2 separate regions of the Homo sapiens genome follow, and region 2 is linked to region 1. The links are chromatin contacts, found by Hi-C or POLR2A ChIA-PET in ENCODE. All regions are on one chromosome and are shown on one strand. Each heading gives the region's core, a stretch centred on a gene start or an enhancer-like site at or near the end of the contact. The rest is flanking DNA. Distances are from core to core; before and after follow the strand shown.

Evidence for each region. A loop is a pair of places that touch in the nucleus more often than their neighbours do. ChIA-PET counts read pairs that join two places held with the same protein, here RNA polymerase II (POLR2A). Pooled maps may share reads with other maps.
Region 2: a loop to region 1 is called in a pooled map, with 4 times the contacts of the local background. The contact joins the promoter of CBR3 here to the promoter of CLDN14-AS1 in region 1. A Hi-C loop is called at or near these places in 2 of 168 maps with a recorded cell type or tissue (MCF 10A and mammary epithelial cell), 3 of 37 single-sample maps with no recorded cell type and 9 of 50 pooled maps. POLR2A ChIA-PET finds 5 or more read pairs at or near these places in 4 of 52 experiments (A673, B cell, activated CD4-positive, alpha-beta memory T cell and 1 more).

The regions. Positions count from the first base shown.
Region 1 is chr21:36,425,842-36,432,835 of GRCh38, forward strand. It overlaps CLDN14-AS1 (CLDN14 antisense RNA 1), which reads left to right and starts at 4,484. Exons shown (of 3, transcript NR_183530.1): 1 at 4,484-4,571. RefSeq lists enhancers at 4,323-5,198, 4,485-4,544.
Region 2 is chr21:36,129,335-36,136,328 of GRCh38, forward strand. It overlaps CBR3 (carbonyl reductase 3), which reads left to right and starts at 5,745. Exons shown (of 3, transcript NM_001236.4): 1 at 5,745-6,147. The coding sequence starts at 5,859. CBR3-AS1 (CBR3 antisense RNA 1) reads right to left here. Exons shown (of 3, transcript NR_038893.1): 3 at 2,433-3,740. It also overlaps the pseudogene MEMO1P1 and the pseudogene RPS9P1. RefSeq lists enhancers at 5,100-5,907, 5,908-6,714, 6,550-6,719 and silencers at 5,730-5,799, 6,230-6,399.

The sequences.
Region 1 (6,994 bases), core at 3,234-5,733:
GCTACTTGGGAGGCTGAGGCAGGAGAATCACTTGAACCCAGGAGGCAGAGGTTGCAGTGAGCCGAGATCGTGCCACTACAATCCAGCCTGGGCAACAGAGTAAGACTCTGTCTTAAAAACAAACAAACAAAAAACAGAGCAAGATTCTATCCACCAAGCCAGTGTGAAATGGAATACTGGAGCTCATGTGTATTAGTTTCTAGGGCTGCCATAATACTTCGTCAAGAGTGGCTTGAAACAACAGAAATGTATTCTGTCAGTTCTGGAGGCCAGAAGTCCTAAGTCAAGGGGTCGGCAGGGCCCCACACCTTCCAAAGGCTGCAGGGGAGAATCCTTCCTTGCCTCCTCCAGCTCCTGCCGGCTTCTGGTCTTCCCTGGCTTGCAGCCACGTCACTCCAACCTCTGCCTCCATCTTCACGTGGCCTTCTCCTGTCTTCCCATCTTTTTCTTTCCCTTCTCTTCTAAGTACACTTGCCATTGGCTTTAGAGTCCACCCTAATTCAGGATGATATCTCAAGATTCTTTTTTCTTTATTTTTTTTGAGATGGAGCCTTGCTCTGTCACCCAGCCTGGAGTGCAGTGGCATGATCTTGGCTCACTGCAACCTCCGCCTCCTGGGTTCAAGTGATTCTTCTGCCTCAGCCTCCCGAGTAGCTGGGATTACAGGTGTTCACCACCACACCTGGCTAATTTTTTATATTTTTGGTAGAGATGGGGTTACACCATGTTGACCAGGCTGGTCTTGAACTCCTGACCTCAGGTGATCCACCTGCTTTGCCCTCTCAAATTGCTGGGATTACAGTTGTGAGCCTCTGTGCCCGGCCTCAAGATAATTCCCACGTGTCATGGGAGGGACCTGGTGGGAGGTAATTGAATCATGGTGGCAGGTTGTTCCTGTGCTGTTGTCATGATAGTGAATAAGTCTCATGAGATCTGATGGTTTTATAAAGGGCAGTTCCCCTGCACATGCTGTCTTACCTACTGCCATGTAAGACGTGACTTTGCTTCTCCTTTGCCTTCTGCCATGATTGTGAGGCCTCCCCACCCATGTGGAACTGTGAGTTAATTAAACCTCTTTTTCTTTATAAATTACTCAGTCTTAGGTATTTCTTCATAGCAGTATGAAAATGGACGAATACACGAATTATATTTGCAAAGATGTGATTTCCAAATTAGGTCACATTCTTAGGTTTCGGGTGGACACAAAATTTGGAGGGACAGGATTCAACCCTCTACACTATACCATGAGATAGGCCTGTGAAGAGGGCTGGCTGGAAGATGGACAGCAGTTTCACAACATATAGTGGCTAATCCCAAGCCAGGAAGAAACCACTGTAATTGCAGAAATGCAGCATGTCCTTGGAACTGTCCTCATCTGGCTAGGCATGGCCCCTCTGAAGGTTCCTTTGCCTTGGCTGGTGGTGGCTGGAGGAGAGGAGGCGATGGCGTGTGGGCAGCCAGAGGGGCTGCTGAAGTTAGCCGCACGGCACCAGCATTAGCTCCCAGATCCTCACACAGTTCTTGGAGGTATGAGGAAACCGAGGCACAGGGAGCATAAGAAACTTGCTCATAGTCTTAAACTTGCAGGTAGTAACTGACTGGGAGCTAGCTGGCTCCAAAGCCTGTGGTCCCACCCACTCTGATACCTGGCTGGAATCCCATCTTTACCTGGGGAACGTGGGAACATAGCGAGCCAGAACCTGGGTTTCCCAGGGCATAGGAGAAGCTCCAGGAGCTCAAGTGAAGCTGGACCAAACTCACTCCATCCCTCCTCGAGGATGGATTTTTCTTTCACTAGTAAAAGGGTGAAAAGATGCACTTTGGGAGGGTGAAGTGGGAGGATCACTTGGTCCCAGGAGTTTGAGATCAGCCTGGGCAACATAGCAAGACCCCATCTCAAAAAAAAAAAAAAGAATGAAAAGACTTGCCACCTGACAGTCCGGTGAAGGTGGCAGGCATCTGGCTTATCTTTTCTGAGCTCAGCTCTACCATGAGAGGTTGGACTGGGTCACTCCAACCCACAGGGGACCATGGAGACAGCTTGTGAGAGAGCCCTAGAGTAGAAGGGAAGATGAGGGATTTTGAGGTGGAGGCTTCAGTGAAAGGGAAAAGGATTTCTGGGCTTGACTGTGGTCCCCACCCCATGCAGCAGGTGGTCCCAGAAGGCCGCAATGGACAACAGGGGTAGGGGAGTCACAGGAGAGTGGACCTATTTTTATTTTATTTATTTTATTTTATTTATTTATTTTTTTGAGACAGAGTCTTGCTCTGTCGCCAGGCTGGAGTGCACAGGTGCGATCTTGGCTCACTGCAACCTCCACCTCCCGGGTTCAAGCAATTCTCCTGCCTCAGCCTCCTGAGTAGCTGGGATTACAGGCGTGCACCACCACGCTCAGCTAATTTTTGTATTTTTAGTAGAGACGGGGTTTCACCATGTTGGCCAGGCTGGTCTCGAACTCCTGACCTCAAGTGACCCACCCGCCTCGGCCTCCCAAAGTGCTGAGATTACAGGTGTGAGCCACCACGCCTGGGCTATTTTTATTTTTTAATTTTTTTGAGATGGAGTCTTGCTCTGTTGCCCAGGCTGGAGTGCAGTGGCATAATCTCAGCTCACTGCAACCTCCACCTCCTGGGTTCAAGGGATTCTCATGCCTCACCCCCCCCCACCCCCAAATAGCTGGGATTACAGACGCATCCCACCACACCCAGCTAATTTTTGTATTTTTAGTAGAGATCACCATGTTGGCTAGGCTGGTCTCGAACTCCTGACCTCAGGTGACCTGCCCACCTTGGCCTCTCAAACTGTTCGGATTACAGGTGTGAGCCACCGTGCCCAGCCGGACCTATTTTTAAAAGCATGTTTATATAAGGCTGACTTGAGGGATGACATTTAAGCCAGTAGAGGCTTGAAATACAAAGAGAAGTGGAGGCGGGCATTTCAGGCACAGGAAATAGCCAGAAGGCCTTGAAATGGGAAGACCTGGCCTATTTGAGGAACAGACAGACAGACACTCGTGTGGCTGGAGCTTTGTGCGGCAGCAGGCAGAGAGTGTGTGCTGAGGACAGACGGGAGTCGAGTGTATTCACAGCACACAGGGGACTCCTCATCTGCATTTTAGAAAGAGCTCTCTGGATGCCATGTGGGCAATGAACTGTGGACAGAATCCTAGCCAGGCAGTGACTGCAATAGTCCAGACAGCGGGGACGGACCTGGGCCAGATGCTGGCTTGCAGGGTGGAGGGATAGGCGCATTTGAGGGGTGTTTTGGAGCTCAAGATGGCAGTCATGACTTTGCTGATGATGTGAAATTTTAGGACTGTGTTATTGGAGAGGCCTTAGAGATTTGAATTTTACAGCCAGAAGCAGCCAACCCAGTGGGATTGCCCATGTCTGCCCAGTTTCCCTGAACTCCCCTTCTGGGTGAAGAAGGGACGGCGGCCTGGGAAGGGTAGGTGCTTGTGTTGATCTGTCCAAGGAGCAGACACCAAATTCGCTTTCAAGGAAGTGGAGCCCAGGGCTGGGCTATTTTCCTCTTTTCCACAAGGGACACTTTTCACATAACCCACCCTCCTTCCAACACAGGGATACCGTTCACTCCATCGTGCTTCGTCTCACTCAGCCTCAGCTTGAAGCCCTCTGGCAACGGGGAGCTCATCACTTTGTGAGCTCAGCCCTAGACACTTTTCCCAGTCAGCCCTAGGCAGGCACCTCCTCCACATGTGGAATCAAAACCCAGCTCTTTGGTCAGGCGCGGTGGCGCACGCCTGTAATCCCAGCACTTTGGGGGGCCAGGGCAGGCAGACTGCTTGAGCCCAGGAGTTCAAGACCAGCCTGGACAACATGGTGAAACCCTGTCTCTACAAATTACAAAAAATTAGCCAGATGTGGTGGCACGTGCCTGTAGTCCCAGCTTCTCAGGAGGCTAAGGTGGGAGGATCATCTGAGCCCAGCGAGGTTGAGGCTGCAGTGAGCCGAGATCGCACCACTGTGCTGCAGCCTGGGCAACAGAGTGAGAACAAAACCCCAGCTCTAGGTGTGCCCTCGGCCCCTCCAGGCAGCCTGTGTCCTCTCCCCAGGATTTAAGATCATGCCGCTCTTGTTTTGGGCTTTTTCAGGACAGTTAACTCTTAGGAAGAAGGGACCTCCAAACCTCTAAGTCGCCAAACCACCGCACCGCCCTGGGTGGAAGAAACCGCTTCGGCAGCAGAGGAAACAGCAGCTTCGCAGAGCAGCCTGGCCCGAGTGGCTACACCGGGTCTGTCTGGTCTCAGCTCTGGCCTCTGAGTCATTAGCGTTGTTTTCTTCTGAGGCCAGGGCTTCAGATTAGTCAGGGGCTCCTGTTTCCTGGCTGATAAAGCAGGTGGAAGAAACACAATCTGGCCGCCTAGAGGCTGCGTGAAGCTCGTGACCCTGCGGGGTGACTAACGGAGCTCAGCTGGGTGGGACCAGAAACCACGTCTGGGCACTCCTGAGTCACAGGCTCAGAAGCTTTCGCCTCCGCCTTCAGACTGGCCCTCAGGCTTCCCTGCTCAGAGGCAGGGAATTGTGCAGCTGGAGTTTCATTTTCCAAGGTAACGTAGGGTTTTTATACTGTGCTAAATGAGAGAATGGGAAATGGAGCCTGGGTTGAGATGCCCACAGTGTAACACAAGCCTGCGGCGGGGGAGTCGGTTTCTCTGGGCGAGTACTTTTTTTTTTTTTTCTTTGAGACATAGTCTCACTCTTTCGCCCAGGCTCCAGTGCAGTGGTACCATCTCGGCTCGCTGCAGCCTCGACAGCCCGGGCTCAAGCAATCCTCCCACCTCAGCCCCACAAATAGCTGGGACTACAGGCATGTGCCACTACACCTGGCTAATTTTTGTATTTTTTGTAGAGATGGGGTTTCACTGTGTTGCTGGATCAAATGCTGTAAAGGGTTGAATTATGTACTCCCAAAAAGATACTTGAAGTCCTAACCACCAGTACCTCAGCATGTAATGTTATTTGGAAATAAGGAGGGTCTTTACAGATGTAATCAACTTAAAATGTCACACCCTAAAGCAGTATGACTTGTGTCCTTCTAAAACAGGGAGATGTGGACACACGTAGACATGTATGGAGGGAGGATGTTGTGGACACCCAGGGAGAAGGTGGCACCAACAAGCCAGGTACGCCAAAAGCTGGGAGAGCCTGGAACAGATCCTTCCCTTGTGGAAGGAGCCAACTCAGCCAAGACCTTGATATCGGTTTTGTTTTGTTTTGTTTCTCAAGACGGAGTCTGGCTCTGTTGCCCATGCTGGAGTGCAATGGTGTGATCTCATCTCACTGCAACCTCCACCCTCCAGGTTCAAGCAATTCTCCTGCCTCAGCCTTCTGAGTAGCTGGGATTACAGGCACCTGCCACCACACCTGGGTAGTTTTTTGTATTTTTAGTAGAGACAGGGTTTCACCATGTTGGCCAGGCTGGTCTCCAACTCCTGACCTCAAGTGATCTGCCTGCCTTGGCCTCCCAAAGTGGTGGGATTACAGGCATGATCCATTGTGCCTGCCAAGACCTTGATTTTGGACTTCCCACCTGCAGAACTGGGAGACAGCATGTTTCTTTGTCTAAGCCACTAAGTTTGTGGTGCTTTGTTACGGCAGTCCTAAGAAACCAATTCTGTTTAGGATTTTGAGGAACTGCCAAATCACTTCCCTCCACAGCTGCACCACTTTCATTCCCACCAACAATGTAAGAGGCCACCAATTTCTCCACATCCCCGTCAAAACCTGCTATTTTCCATTTATTTATTTATTTATATTTTGAGTCGGCATCTTGCTCTGTCGCCCAGGCTGGAGTGCAGTGGTGCGATCTTGGCTCACTGCATCCTCTGCCTCCCAGGTTCAAGTGATTCTCCTGCCTCACCCTCCCAAGTAGCTGGGATTACAGGCGCCTGCCACCACGCCCGGCTGATTTTTGTCTATTTAGTAGAATTGGGGTTTTGCCATGTTGGCCCGGCTGATGTTGAACTCTTGACCTCAAGTGATCCACTCGCGTCAGCCTCCCAAAGTGCTGGGATTACAGACGTAAGCTACCATGCCCAGCCTTCCTTAAAAAAAATTTTAAAAATCGCTGTCCTAGTAAGCATGGGGTGGGATCTCACTGTGTCTTGACTTGCATTTCCCTAGTGAGTGCAGTGCTGAGCATCTTCACTGGCCATCTGTACGTCTTCTCTTATTTCTTATTTTTTTTTTATTTTTTTGTGATAGTCTCGCTCAGTCGCCCAGGCTGGAGTGCAGTGGTGTGATCTCGGCTCGATGCAACCTCCACCTCCCAGGTTCAAGTGACTCTCCTGCCCCAGCCTCCTGAATAGCTGGGACTACAGGCACCCGCCACCACGCCCAGCTAATTTTTTGTATTTTTAGTAGAGACGGGGGTTCACTGTGTTAGCCAGGATGGTCTCGATCTCCTGACCTCATGATCCGCCTGCCTCAGCCTCCCAAAGTGCTGGGACTACAGGTGTGAGCCACCACACCTGGCCCCTCTTCCTCTTATTTGTATTTAAGTCCCCAGTGCACAGCGCCCTGTCTGGTTTGCTCAGTCACTCTGTTTGGATGTGTGAGTGGATGGAAAGCCCTGGCCTTGGGCTTCCCCACCGCTTTCATTCAGTGTAGCCGGTTCATTAGGAACGTTACAGCAGCCCCATCCCATTGCTTCTCAGTGGGCTTAGAATAAACCTGAATTCCTGACACAGTCGTCATGGTGGCTCCCCCGCTCCCCACCCACTTCACTTCTTACTATTCCCCTCTCATGATCAAGGGAGACCATGAAATATAGTGTGCACATGGGGATATTTTTGAAAGATACACGAGGACAACAGACATCCACTGGGACTGTCTTAAGTACACCAGGAGGGGAGGTCAGCCTGGCCATTGCTCTCAGCCACACTGGCCCTAGTCTGTCCTTGAGCGTATCAGCTCTTGCCCGTGTGGGGCTTTGCACAGGCTGCCCTGGAGCCTGGATGGCTGTTCTCTT
Region 2 (6,994 bases), core at 4,495-6,994, 300 kb before region 1:
CAACATGCTTGGGTCTAAACCCACACACTCTGCCTTTCCTTCTGTTACAAGAGAAGAGGTGTGCTGTTTCCCCCTCCACACCCCCACCTGATTCCTGGATCCACCCGTGCTTGGTCTTCCCACACATTTTGTTCTTGCAATTCTTCCTGTTCTTCAACTGTTCTCTCTCTGAGATTATTGTCATTACATAAAAACATGCTTTAATATCTCTCTCGGCTTTTGAAATTCTTTAAAAAGGAGTTAAGTTGTGCAATGTGAGTTCATTGACCACAATGGATTTAAGTTAGAAATCAATCGCAAGATAGCCGGAAAAATCCCCAAGTAAGTTGGAAACTTAAAAAATACACTTCTAGCCAGGGGCAGTGGCTCACGCCTGTAATCCCAGCATTTTGGAAGGCCAAGGCAGGCAGAGTGCTTGAGGTCAGGACTTCGAGACCAGCCTGGTCAACATGGTGAAACCCCATCTCTACTAAAAATACAAAAATTAGCTGGGCTTGGTGGCGGGTGCATCCCAGTTACTCAGGAGGCTGAGGCACAAGAATCGCTTAAATCCAGGAGGTGGAGGCTGCAGTGAACTGAGATGGCACCACTACATTCCAGCCTCAGTGATAGAGCAAGACTCTGTCTCAAAAAATAAATAAATAAGAATAAAAATAAAAATAGGCGGCCGGGCTGGAGGGCCCTGCCAGGGGTGGGGGTGGGGGTGGGTGCGGGGAGCCCCGCGGCGGGGGCGGGCGCGGAGTCACGGGGGTGGGGTCACTCGCGGTGGCTCGGGGAGGCCAGCTGGGAGGGGAGGGGGCCGTGGGGGCGGCTCGGCTGAACCAGCCCCGGCTGGGCAGCAGCGGGGACGCCGGGGGCCGGGGCCAGGGCTTTCCGGGCTTAGGTGAGGCCGCCGTGGGCCCCATCTTCCGGCGGTCGCCGGAGTTTGTGGTGATTGTTGCTGCCGCCGCCACCCCCCCGGCTGCCATCTCCTCCTCCTGGGCCGCCGCCTCCTCCTCTTCCTCCTCCTCCTGGGCCGGGCTGATCCCCTCCCCGCTGCCGCCTCCTCCTGGGCTGGGCCCGCGGTGTCTCGTCCCCTCGCGGAGCCGCTCCTGCCGCCGCCGCCGCCGCCTCCTCATTCATCCTCGTGCACCATAGGCGGCACAGGCACCAAGATGTCCAACCGAGTGGTCTGCCGAGAAGCCAGTCACGCCGGGAGCTGGTACACAGCCTCAGGACCGCAGCTGAATGCACAGCTAGAAGGTTGGCTTTCACAAGTACAGTCTACAAAAAGACCTGCTAGAGCCATTATTGCCCCCCATGCAGGATATACGTACTGTGGGTCTTGTGCTGCCCATGCTTATAAACAAGTGGATCCGTCTATTACCCGGAGAATTTTCATCCTTGGGCCTTCTCATCATGTGCCCCTCTCTCGATGTGCACTTTCCAGTGTGGATATATATAGGACACCCCTGTATGACCTTCGTATTGACCAAAAGATTTACGGAGAACTATGGAAGACAGGAATGTTTGAACGCATGTCTCTGCAGACAGATGAAGATGAACGCAGTATTGAAATGCATTTGCCTTATACAGCTAAAGCCATGGAAAGCCATAAGGATGAGTTTACCATTATTCCTTTACTGGTTGGAGCTCTGAGTCAAAAGAACAGGAATTCGGAACTTTTCAGTAAATATCTAGCGGATCCTAGTAATCTCTTTGTGGTTTCTTCTGATTTCTGCCATTGGGGTCAAAGGTTCCGTCACAGTTACTATGATGAATCCCAGGGGGAGATTTGTAGATCCATTGAACATCTAGATAAAATGGGTATGAGTATTATAGAACAATTAGACCCTGTATCTTTTAGCAATTACTTGAAGAAATACCATAATACTATATGTGGAAGACATCCCATTGGGGTGTTATTAAATGCTATCACAGAGCTCCAGAAGAATGGAATGAATATGAGTTTTTCGTTTTTGAATTATGCCCAGTCGAGCCAGTGTAGAAACTGGCAAGACAGTTCAGTGAGTTATGCAGCTGGAGCACTCACGGTCCACTGAAGCTCTGAATCCTCAGGGATGCCACCTGCACATTCTCATACTCTGTCCGGGCTCCCAGCCTAGCCTTTACCACGATACTGGTCCTGGTTTGGGGGGATTCTGAAACCTCAAACTAATAGAACTTTCTTCTCTTTTTTTCTAGTAGGTGTAGTCCTTCCTTAATTTCAACTCATTAAAAAATGCTTTATAGTTTAGGGCAGTGGAAGGAAGGCTGGCATCAAAATATTTTGATCAAAAAAGATGACAATGTAAAGGCTCAGTTATGGCAGACAGTTTTTTGAAAGTAACTTGTAAAGCATTTACCATATCCTAAATTTGCACTCTTTGCAGACTTGTGCACATATATTCCGCTTTCAGAATAGTTTTGCAAATTGTACACAAACAAACAAAAAGGTGGAAGCTTTTTAATAAAGAAATTGCATTTATAAATGATCTGTATTAGAATATAATAAATCTCCAGTTATAGTCAATTACTACCCATGTTGTACAACAGATACCTTCTATTTTAGTTGCTAATAAAGGGCTACACAACTCAAAATAAATAAATAAATAAATAATTTAAAAAATAAATAAAAATAAACTGAATGAAATTGAAAACATATCAATGTGAGATGCCACTAAAGTCATACTAAAAGGGAATTTACACCACTTACTGCCTACATTAGAAAAGAAGTCTCAAATCAATGCAAATCAATGACTTCTGCCTTTACAGTAAGAAACCAGAAAAAGAGCAAATAAAATCCAGTAAGCAGAAGAAAGGAAACAAAGATCAGAACAGAAATTAATATAATCAGGAAAAGAGAGAGAGAGAGAATCATTGTAACCAGAAGTTTGAGGAAAATCAAATCAATTGGTAAACCTCTAGCCAGACAGATCAGAAAAAAACACGAAAGACACAAACCAGTCTCAGAAATGACAGGTAGCATCATTACCAACATTAAAAGGATAAGGGCATGTTAAAAGGATAAGGGTATCAATAGAATCAACACCTTAGATGAAATATATAAAAAATTTGAGCTCTTTCTCAGTGACCAGGGCCTGTGCTTAGGCATAGACGGGCAAGTGGAGCCAACATGCCAGCGGCCCAGAGCTGGGTTTGTTGCCAAACTTATGTGACCCTGCAGAGACCCTTCGAGAAACCTCATCTCGACCAAAAGCTAAAGCTGATTGGTGAGTATGGGCTCCAGAACAAATGTGAGGTCTGGAGGGTCAAATTTACCCTGGTCAAGATCCATAAGGCCGCCCGGGAGCTGCTGACGCTTGATGAGAAGGACCCACGGCGTCTGTTCGAAGGCATTGCCCTGCTGCAGTGGCTGGTCCGCACTGGGGTGCTGGATGAGGGCAAGATGAAGCTGGATTACATCCTGGGCCTGAAGATCAATGATTTCTTAGAGATTCCTACAGACCCAGGTCTTCAAGCTTGGCTTGGCTAAGTCCATCCGCCACGCTCATGTGCTGATTCAACAGTGTCATATCCGTGTCCGTGAGCAGGTGGTAAATATCCTGTTCTTCACTGTCCGCCTGGATTCCCAGAAGCACATTGACTTCTCCCTCTGCTTCCCTATTGGGGTGGCCAACCCCAGCCACGTGAAGAGGAAGAATGCCAGCAAGGGCCAGGGTGGGGCTGGAGCCAGAGATGACGAGGAGGAGGAATAAGCCTGCTTGTCCCCTCCTGGGCTGGTGGATTGTCTAGTTTTCCTGCCAAATGATAAAACAGGATCAATGCTTTATTTAAAAAAATAAAATTATGAAAAACAGAAATTAAGGTCACTCAAGAAGAACTAGGCCAGGCACGGTGACACAAGCCTGTAATACCAGCACTTTGAGAGGCCAAGGAGGGAGAATCGATGTAGCCCAGGAGTTCAACCAGTCTGAGCAACACAGTGAGACTCCCATCTCTAAAAACAAATAAAAATAAAATAAAATAAAAAATTATCCAGGCAGGCCGGGTGTGGTGGCTCACGCCTGTAATCCCAGCACTTTGGGAGGCCAAGGCGGGTGGATCACGAGGTCAGGAGTTCGAGACCAGCCTGGCCAACATGGTGAAACCCTGTATCTACTAAAAATACAAAAATTAGCTGGGTGTAGTGGCAGCGCCTGTAATCCCAGCTACTCAGGAGCCTGAGGCAGGAGAATCGTTGGAACCCAGGATTCGGAGGTTGCAGTGAGCCAAGATCGTGCCACTGCACTCCAGCCTGGGTGACAGAGCAAAACTCCGTCTCAAAAAAAAAAAAAAAAAAAAAATTATCCAGGCATGACTGTGGCACACTTGTAGTCCCAGCTACTAGGGAGGCTAAAGGGGAGGATCACCTGAGCTCAGGAGACTGACGCTACAGTGAGCCACGACTGCAGCACTGCACTCCAGCCTGGGCGACAGAGAAGACCCTATTAAAAAAAAAAAAAAAAAAAAAAAAAACAGAAATAGAAAGCCTAAATAGCCCCATATCCTTAAAACAAGGTTCCAAATGATCTTTTTTTTTTTTTTTGAAAAGTCTCACTCTGTTGCACAGGTTGGAGTGCAGTGGTGCAATCTCGGTTTACTGCAACCTCCGCCTCCCGGGTTCAAGCAGTTCTCCTGCCTCAGCCTCCTAAGTAGCTGGGATTACAGGCACGTGCCACCACACCCAGGTAATTTTTGTATTTTTAGTAGAGATGGGGGTTTCACCATGTTGGTCAGGCTGGTCTTGAACTCCTGACCGCGTAATCCACCCGCCTCAGCCTCCCAAAGTGCTGGGATTACAGGTGTGAGCCACCGCGCCCGGACCAAATGATCTTTAGGAGAAAAAAGAAGGAAATACTGGGGGAGGCACAGTAGGAGATCACAGCAGGGGCCCACCTCCGGAACCTCAAGTAAGGACTTGAGAGAGAAGGTAGAGTCAGAGTAACAGAGACACAGGCGGGTTAGCCAGCTCTGCATGGAAAAGGCTGAGTCGTGATGATGTCATGGTTCTCCCCAAATCTCAAAGTCACTGATCAAACAACTCAGTTTACACTGAAGACGATGGATGAGACTCTAATTTTGTGCCCACAGCTTGACACACCTTTGGGAATTTGGTTTAACTTTCTTTGCCGGTACACAGATCTGTGAGAACATATGATCAATCCAGATCTTTATAGATCTATATCCTCCCTGGACAAACCTAAATGCAGACACTTTTAGCACCCGTAGGAGTTAGGTAGGATTAAATAAAAACATTCCCTCCCACTTGGGGGCACATTCACTGGGAATCCCAGAGCGATGTCGCCTGCCCACACCTGCTAAGTGCGCTCACAGGGCATCTAGTTCCCTCTCTTGAGTTCCTTTTAAGCAAGCAAGGCAACCTATGTCCAGAGAAGCAGTTACTGTGTCTAAGTAAGTCACTGCATCTTAGGAAAAAGCAAACATTCGCATTTTGCAGTGCATGATGGGCGCACACCCAAGAAAATTACTCAGCACTTGTTTTTCTCACTTTGGGGTTTTCCCAAAATAATTTCTTCAGTCCAGTTGCCAAGAATCTGGAGCCCCCGACTGACCCATCAAGGTCCGATTTGGCTTCGGACACCTCGCAGATCACCCCGCGGCTCAGAGCCCGGATCCTGAAGGGCGCAGCGTGGGCAGGGGGCGGGCCCGGGAGTTGGAACAGAGGGCACAGACGGCCCCTCCTCGGAGGGGAGGGACCGGAGCCGGGGCCTTTTTCTTTAAGACTCGCAGCACTGGATCCCAGAACTTAGTCTGCGCGGCGGCATTGACACTAGCTGGGCTCCTCGGGGCGCGCCCCAGGTGGTCCGAAGCCCGGTCCGCCCTCCACGCAGGTGCCCCGCGCTCCCCGCTCAGCCATGTCGTCCTGCAGCCGCGTGGCGCTGGTGACCGGGGCCAACAGGGGCATCGGCTTGGCCATCGCGCGCGAACTGTGCCGACAGTTCTCTGGGGATGTGGTGCTCACCGCGCGGGACGTGGCGCGGGGCCAGGCGGCCGTGCAGCAGCTGCAGGCGGAGGGCCTGAGCCCGCGCTTCCACCAACTGGACATCGACGACTTGCAGAGCATCCGCGCCCTGCGCGACTTCCTGCGCAAGGAGTACGGGGGGCTCAACGTACTGGTCAACAACGCGGCCGTCGCCTTCAAGAGTAGGTGCAGGGCTTGGGTTGGGGCCCCCTGGAGCGCTCCGAGGGTGCGGAGGTGGCCAGCCGCAGGCTCCCCACCCGTCCACTTGAGTGACCGAGGAGGGTGGCGCCGACCCCTAGGGATGCGCTCAGCCCACGCCTCCCGCGAGGCGGTTTTCGCTTTCCGTGATTCGCTGAGCCCCAGGCGGGCCCGGGCGACAAACAGCGCGCCCCGCCCGCCGGCCTGTGAGGGCCTGTGCGCGGCCCGGGGCCCTCCCCGAACTGTCAGCCGCTGTTGTGTGCAGGAAAACTGGCCTCCTGGGAGGGGGCAACGCCCTGCTAGAGTTCATCAGCTTTCCTTCCAACGCGAGAAACATTTTCTCTGCAAAGAAACGGTCTCCGCTCGCTTTGGGCTTTCGCTTTCCTTGAAAGGGCGCATTCATAGATGCCCGGAGGCATTTGCTCGGGAAAGGAAATGAATCGCTAAAACAGGATTAGCGCGCGCTTGCCCTTGGTGGACTTGACAATTTGTGTAATGCAGAGCTTTGATAGGCTCTGGCAAAAAGGAAGCGAGCCTTCTCGTTCCCCCACCCCCGCCCGGGGAGCTTATGTTTGTTATAAAATACGTGCGTGTGGTCTTAAAAGCATCTTCCTTAAGGAGAGGGGCGGGGATCAAGAGATTGCTTATTCTAACTACTACTGAAGAAAATTACAGGAGGGCGCAGTGGCTCACGCCTGTAATGCCAGCACTTTGGGAGGCCGAGGCAGGAGAAACGCTTGAACCTGGGAGGCAGTGAGCCGAGATCGCGCCACTGCACTCCAGACTGGGAGACAGAGCGAGACTCCGTATGAAAAAAAAAAAAAAGTTACT